Regions from separate parts of the Homo sapiens genome. Here region 2 is linked to region 1. The links are chromatin contacts, found by Hi-C or POLR2A ChIA-PET in ENCODE. All regions are on one chromosome and are shown on one strand. The core of a region is the stretch at or near the end of the contact, and the rest is flanking DNA. Distances in the headings are between cores, read along the strand shown. Region 1 has its middle 110 kb from the start of GLI2. Region 2 has its middle 120 kb from the start of LINC01101.

What was found. Hi-C counts contacts between places; a loop is a spot of excess contacts on that map. ChIA-PET counts read pairs that join two places held with the same protein, here RNA polymerase II (POLR2A).
Region 2: a loop to region 1 is called in a map of mammary epithelial cell, with 1.8 times the contacts of the local background. The contact joins two enhancer-like sites. A Hi-C loop is called at or near these places in 1 of 168 maps with a recorded cell type or tissue (mammary epithelial cell). POLR2A ChIA-PET finds 5 or more read pairs at or near these places in 5 of 52 experiments (AG04450, Caco-2, HEK293 and 2 more).

Annotation. Positions count from the first base shown.
Region 1 is chr2:120,624,402-120,628,180 of GRCh38, forward strand. No RefSeq gene overlaps it. Among named protein-coding and RNA genes, the nearest start is that of GLI2, 110 kb to the right of the region's middle. Within about 2 kb of position 1,575, at least 8 of the 41 ENCODE cell types and tissues checked have a DNase peak (open chromatin) inside an H3K27ac peak, as active enhancers do.
Region 2 is chr2:120,588,000-120,591,778 of GRCh38, forward strand. No RefSeq gene overlaps it. Among named protein-coding and RNA genes, the nearest start is that of LINC01101, 120 kb to the left of the region's middle. RefSeq lists an enhancer at 125-1,018. Within about 2 kb of position 1,957, at least 3 of the 41 ENCODE cell types and tissues checked have a DNase peak (open chromatin) inside an H3K27ac peak, as active enhancers do.

The DNA.
Region 1 (3,779 bases), core at 325-2,824:
CAGAGGCTGCTGTTTTCAGCCCAGCAGGTTGTTAGTTGAGACAAGGTTCTTGTCCTGTTTATGGGTTATTAGTCCAGCAGAGATGGATTTGAAAAGCAAAACAAAACACCTTACCCAGGAAGCACAGGAATAAGTCAGAAATTGGTGGGTTGGGAGGACTCTACATGCTCCCTTTTGGCACAAGCCCAGGTTGCGTGGCCACATGCCCCAGATGGGCCCCAGCAGTCAGCAACAGGACTGTGACCACAGCCACCTGTAGTCAATGCTTGAGGATGCAAACAAGGCCTCAGTGTTGAAGCACAGTGACGCTGGGCTGTAAGGAAAGTAATACCTTGTCCTCACAGCTTCTAGCCCTTCTGGTCTTTAAGCTTAGTCTTTGGTGGGGGCACAAGAGCTGCATAGGCAGGGCCCCAGGGCTGCAGGCTTCTTCCTCTGCCCGATGCTGGCGCCCAGGCTTCCACCCACTGCAGGGCCCACACAAGGAAGGAAGTGCTCATGGGCAGCCTGGGGCAGGCCCAGGCTCAGAGCAGTTATGGAACAGGAGAGGACGGGAGGTCAGAGAGAGTCTGGAGCCGTCTCAGAGGATGTTGTGCAAAGGACAGTTGAGTCCCGAAGAATTAGAAAATTTGGGGCAACTGAGGAAGTAGACAGAGCATTGCAGGTGGGTGGTGGGGAGGTACTGGGGGATTGGTAGAACCAAGAGGGAGAGTCACTGATTTATTTAACAAAACCTCAGGGAGGTATCCGGCGTCAAGGCCCCGTGCTGCAGCAGAGAATCAGACCACAAAGGGTCGGCAGCACTGAGCCCTCTGGAGCTCTCGGTCCAGGCAGGCACAGGGCAAGGGGCAGCCAGACCACGAGAGAGTCCTCACCAAGGGCATGTGCAGCTGAGGAGGGCAGAGGGCTCCAGGCTGGGCCGTCTGGAAAATCCAAAGAGGAGAGAGGTTCTGGATGAGGCCCCACCCACACTCCTGGCCTGCCCCTGACCTTTCTATCCCCGCCATGCCTGATCTCCTCCCGATCCACAACTTTGTTCCTCCGTGCCTTGGCAGATGTCATCCATCCCCTGGACCTCAATGCTCTCCCCTCTCTCTGCCTGGCAAACTTCTGCTTATCTTCAGCCCTCCTGGAAAGCGTTACCTTCCCTCTGCCCCTCTACATGGAAGGCCCCTCCTCCAACTTCTCTAGGACCCTGAACTAGCTGTAATAAGAATATTAGCAATAATAGTAGTAATGGCCGTGATCAATAACAACTGGGAGAAACTGCCAAGATTACTGTTGCCAGTCACCTTTCTAGGTGCTTCACATCTATTAACTCAGGTTCTCCTCACAACTCCAGAAGGAGACATTATCATCTTCATCTTACAGGTGAGGACACTGAGGCCCAGAGAGATTAAGTAAGTTGCCCAAAGTCACACAGCAACTTCCTCTGTGGCAGAAAAATGCCTTGCAATTATTTATAATTGTGAATCTGCCCAGGGTGTGGGTCACCAGGTGCGGGCTGGCCCTTCCCACCTGGCTATGCATTGCTTTTCTGGGCCAGAGTCCAGGGAGTGTGTTTGTCCAGCAAAGAGTGACTACAATCACTGCCCATGAAAACAAGCACCCATCCCAGAACCCCTTGGTCAGCTGCCACACCTGCCAGTCGCATGACATCACCTCTTGGGTCCCTGGCTGCTACCCTCCCTTCCTAGAGAGAAGGGGAGGCTGGCATAGCCACCAGCAGCAAGAAAACAAACAGCACCAGCCTCACCACCTCCCACATTTCTCGGAACTGGGGGCCCTTCTGGCTATCAGGCGTTAAGGAATTCTTCTAAGAGGGACAAAAGAGGGTGAGAGAGATGTAGAAACACCAGTGACAATGGAAACACTGGCCAGCACACATAAACCATGCTCTGCACCTACCCTCTGGCCGCATGTTAACATCCGTGATCTGTGCCAGCGGGCAGCCTTCCCACACCCATGGATGGGGAGCATCAGCCTCTCAGCCCACATGGCCTCTATCCTCAGAAGGGGCCAGCATCCCTGTCCCACCCCACTTAGGTCCCCAGTTCTGTTTCTTATGATGGCACCTTCCCAGATGCCTAGCTTCACAGAATTCTCGCAGTTAGGCGCTCACCACAGAGCCAATCTGATTTAAATCATATTTCTTCATAGGCTGGATGTCCCCATCTTGTCTTCTTCTTATTTCCTTACAGATTGGCATACACAACTAGTGGGTAAACACACGCCCTTCCTCTCTCCAGCCTCTCCACACACACATGCAGGCCCACACAGAGCCACTCATGTGCACAGACACCCACACACAGCCTCGGGACTCCTGATTTCTCCCAATGCTTTCAATGGGTCCATTCTTCACGCAGAGTCCTGTACAGCAAGATCAGGATGAGGAAAGGACTGTCAGAAGAATGACTCCCCTGAGTCACGGGTGGCTTCCTCAGAAGCCGCAGCCTCAGTAGACTGTAAGAATAACAGGAGAGACTCAAGTTGCCAGCATCAGCAGGGCCGTCATGGCCACAGTCAGTTAGAATTAGGTTCAGCCAATAACAGTGGCTTAAATCAGTGTTTCTCAAACTCTAATGTTCATACAAATCACTGGGAGCTTATTAAACTGTAGATATTGATTTAGTAGGTGTGAGTGTGACCCAAGATTGTACATTTCTAACAAGCTCCCAGGAGATGCCATTGCTGTCGGTCCTTGGAGCATACTTTGAGTAGTAAGCACGTACACAAAATAGTTTATTTTTCCTCATGCTCTTGAAGTCCAGAAGTAGTCCGTCCAGGGCTGGTGTGGTGCTCCATAGTGTGAGGGACCCACATTCCTTCTACTTGTTGCTCCCATGTGTGACTCCCATTGGACCAAGGTGCTTCCTGGGGTCCAAAATGGCTGCTGGAGCTCCAGCCATTATGTTTGCATTTCAGCCTGCTCCTTTCTCCAGAAGCAAGACCTGATAGCAGAAGAGCATGCCTCCTCCTTCTAAGAATGCATCAGAATTTGCACACTTCCACTAGTATCCCACTAGTCAGAACTCAACCACATGGCCTCACCTATGTCCATCGGGAAAGGCTGCTGGGAAATAGCCTATTTTATAGGCAACCATATGCTCAACTCAAAACTGAGAGTTCTATTACTGAAGAATTAGGTAAGGAATATTACCTAACTAAGGAGGCAATTGGTAATCCCCAGCACACAGCACACTGGGCTAAGGGATGAGACCATAGACATTCACTGACTGCCTTGTCAGCAGGGTCAGTTGTTTCAGTTTTCCAGGGACAAATGTGAAAATGAACCACATTTCTGGCCCTGACAGTTTCTGCTCACAATCCCTCAGTACACCTTAAGGCAAGTCTTGTAAAACGACAAGCATCACATGCTCAGTCTCAGAGGCAGTGTATGGTGTGGTCTGGCTTCAGGCACTGGAGGCAGACTGCCTGGGTTCAAATCTTGGCTATACTACCTACTGGCTATGTAATCTTGAGCAAGTTGCTAGCCTCTCTCTGTGCCTCAGTTTCTCATATGTAAAATGGGGACCTAGTGTCTCTCTCAAAGTGTTGGTATGGAGATGAAATGAGACAAACTTGCACACCAGCCCTGATGAATAAATAAGTCTACTTTAACACACTTTATAGGCCTCCTTTGACCAGAGCCTGTACAGCCTGTGTGTATGGAGGTTACAGGAGAAGGAGACCCAGGCCCATCCTAAGGGAGCTAAAAATCCATGGCTGTATCTAATTCTGAATTAATGACCTGGGAGCTGCACATTAGAAAATCAGTCATT
Region 2 (3,779 bases), core at 707-3,206, 36 kb before region 1:
GATTATTCCTATTGTTCAGCTGAAGAAACCGAGGCAGAGAGGTGAAGATCGTCACCTGGCCCAGACTAAGCCCTTCACCATTAAGGTGTGAGCCCCAGGCCTCTGTTATTTCACTGGGCAGCTCTCTTCGCTGGGGAAAATGGCCCCTGCAGGCAGAGTTCTGTGAGTCTCGCTACTACTGCACCATCCTTACTCATTCTCCCTGAATTCCAGAAATGTAACAGGACCCACTGTGCACCTGCACTCTTCTAGACTCAGACGGTTCCACAGGGAACAAAACAAGAGATTTTGGCCTCTTAGGACACCAGCGAGAGCACCTCCAGGAGAAGCCAGCAGGGCGACAGGAATGGCCCCTCGAAGGAGGTGACACCTGAGCAGAGACCTGAGGGAGGTGAGAGAGACTTCCAGGAAGAGGCAATGGTCTTGAGGCTGCAGCATAAGGAGGCCAGGGAGGGGGGTGTGTGGAGCAAAGCGGGAGGGATGGAGACAAGGCAGAGGTGGCCAGGGCTGGCACTGGGGGTGCCGGCTCTAGTTCCAGCTGGACACCGGAGTCTCTGGCTTCTCTTGGTCTGGGGACAGTCTGTGCATGGGGAATTGTAAAGGCTTCTGCTTGGCTCAGCCTGGTTCAAGTGGCCCCATCCTGGGCTAATTGGCAGTGGCTAGGGGCAGGTCACATACTGGACACACTCCCATCAGCTGGACACCCACCCCAATCGATACCCACTACGCAAGTAGACCCCAAACCTGGGCAGCAGGCAAAGTCAAGAGCAGTCCAGGGAGCCAGGGTCCAAAAGCTGGAGACATTTCTGAAGGTTGTCAATCTGTGAGGACAGACATGAGCCTGGAACTGAAGATTTGGATAACCCACGTGCACTGGGGCCAAGAGATAAGGGGCATCAGGTGTCCAGACGTGATGGAGGGATGGGAGGGAGAGGTAGGTGAACAGGGAGTGCTCAGAGCTAGGTGAGATATTTTAGCAAAATCACCAAACAGGAAAAGTTGAAGATGCTGGTCCCGTGCAGCTGCTTCTGTAGGAGTTCATGGGGACAGGGGTTACCAGAGGAGGGTTTGCAAATTTTTCCTATAGGATGCCCTCTCTATGGTGATGTACTTGGTCGTCAGTCAACTGCCTGGACAGCCCTGACTTTTCCCCTCTCTCCCCACCCTTGCCATGCGCTCATCAAGCCTGCCCATTCTTGCTCCTTAATGCCTCTCTCCCCAATCCCTTCCTTTCCATTTCTGTGGTTCTCTTTTGGTGAAGACTATCAATCATCTTTGGATCATTGCAGCGGCTTCCGCCCTGATCATGCTACTCTCACTCTTGCCTTCAATTCACACTCCAGATAGGGCACCACAGGAATCTTCCAAACACGTAAATCTAAGTTACCACCCTGGTTAAAACCTTCTATAATTAACACAACAACACAACCTGATTAAAAAATGGGGCAAAGGACTTAGGCATTTCTCCAAAGAAGATATACAAATGGCCAGCAAGCACGTGAAAAGACACCCATCACCCATCTTTAGGGAAACGCAAATCAAAACCACAATGAGATACCATTTCACACCCATTAAGATGGCTATTGCACAAATATGGTCCATTGCATAAATATATCTCTTCTCCTGTTGATGAACGTCTGGGCTCTTTCCAGTTTGGAGCTATTATGAATAAAGCTGCTGTATATTGGGAGACAATTCCCCATGAGTCTCTCGCATTTCTACACATCTTATGAGTAAGGCACTGATTGACCTATCTTTTCATGGGTGTTTGTATTGCAGACAGCTTTGGAAGATCAAGCGTCTCCCTCTGGAGCAAAGGGCAAGCACGCTTGCTTCCCATTGTAAAAGATCCAGGTTCCCTAAGCTCAGGGTTCCTCTCCTGTAATGCAATTCACTGCAAGTACAGGATCCATCTGGGCCCACTCACATTGTTCTGTGGGACTTGGGGCAAAAGGAACTGACGCAAATATGCTGATACACATGCTGTTTGCTGTGCTGTGAGGAATAACATCCTTTGTCTCTGACTCATGGTTCTGGCATCTTCTGCCAGCCTCTCAAGAGCCTAACTCATTACCTTTCAAGTTGAGTAAAATTTCAGACCCTTTATAGTTCTTGACATTAAGTGTTCTTATACAAGTGTTTCTGGGAACATATATTTTCCCACTTCTTCTTTGTCCTTCTCATCCTGCTGCCTGGAGTGCGGACCTGATGGCTAGAGCCCTGGTTACCATCTTGACCCATGAGGACCAGAGACGTAGTGGGTAGAAGGAGCATGGGTGTCCAAGGCTTTTGCAGGTCAGAGTGATCATATTGGCCCTGGAATTTTACAGGAGGGAAAATGCCTTGCTTACACCACTGTACCGTGGTGTTTTCCAACCCTATCTAATGCAACCCATGTCGTGGCTCATCCTGTCTGGGATGTTTTCCCGCCCTCCCTTCCTTTGTTCACTAATGTATATCATACTAACCTCAAGAATGACTCTTCATATTTCTAGTTCTTCCCACAATGATTGCTTCCTGTATCCTAGGGCCTTGTACAGTGTCTGGCACAGTAGTAGGTGCTCAGGAGGTAGGAGTTGATGAGGTGAACAAATACATAAAAGAAAAACGCAGGTTGGCAGAGATGATGGGAAAGCGGCATTCTCACTCAGAGGAACAGGTAGAGCATTAGGTTGTCGGGGAGGGAGCCCGAGCTATAGTCCTGTACCGGATGACACCACCGCAGCTCTTTCCTCTCTGGGCTCAGTTCTCTGGCTCTGCAGTGTGGGCTTTGGCTAGGATGATGAATGCCCATGGTCCCCACTGATTCTCAAGCCCTGTGCAAACTCTGAAATTTGAATACTGCTTTCCTGGCAATGCCTCCCTGCTTTTCTCTCCTGTAACTTATATTTGACCAGTGGCATCACTTGATGGCTGAGAAAGGTCCTACTCCTTGCTGGGCCCAGGACTGCTCTGCAACCCAAGCTTGGGGAGACATGGGTGCCTGGGCAGCTTAGCAGCTGGGGAGACTGACAGCTTTAGTGAGCCCAGCGGGTGGCATCAAGTTTCTGGGTGCCTGGTCACCATGTTAATCTGCTCTTGGTGCCACTAATACCAATTTGTGAGCAGACAGCCAGGATCAGACAGGCCAGCTGTCAGGCAACTGTGGACAGCTCAGTGTGTGGTTTGATTTTATGGCTTAGGGCTGGAATTATAAATTAATTAGCAAATTTAAGTTTCTGGAGCTGCTTCAGATAGGTAGCTCCCAGGGGCCAGGTGACACTAGTTTGACCCAGTGACCCCAGCCCAGGTCCTGCCACCCACCATTACCACCACCAAGGGAGTCAGAAAGAGTCCATCTTGTTTCCAGCACCACCACCACCCTGCTGGGGGACCCAGGTGGGCCCCTCTCCCTCTCTAGGCCCAGCCTCTTCATCTGTACACAAAGGAGCAGGACTGGATGCTTTTGTCTGTCTTCTCCACGCCAGCATTCTGGGATTCTAATTAGGCACAAGATGTCTAGCGTGTGGTAGAGCCAGCAAAGCTCTCTGTCCATGCTTCTGCCTCCAGGGCAGGTGGGACCACTTCCCCTGCTTTACCCCTGTAACCTTTACTGAGCTCCAGGGATCCTTGTTTCCAGAGAAGACAGGCAATAGAGTGGAGTGATCTAAAATTACACATGCAGCTGAGTCGCCCCTTCAGCCAATCTCCACCCTCCATCAGGGAGGTTTCCCAGTGTCCTGATGGCGGGGCGGGGTCTCCAGATGCCCCACTGGGCTACAGGCCCTGCCTGTCCTAGT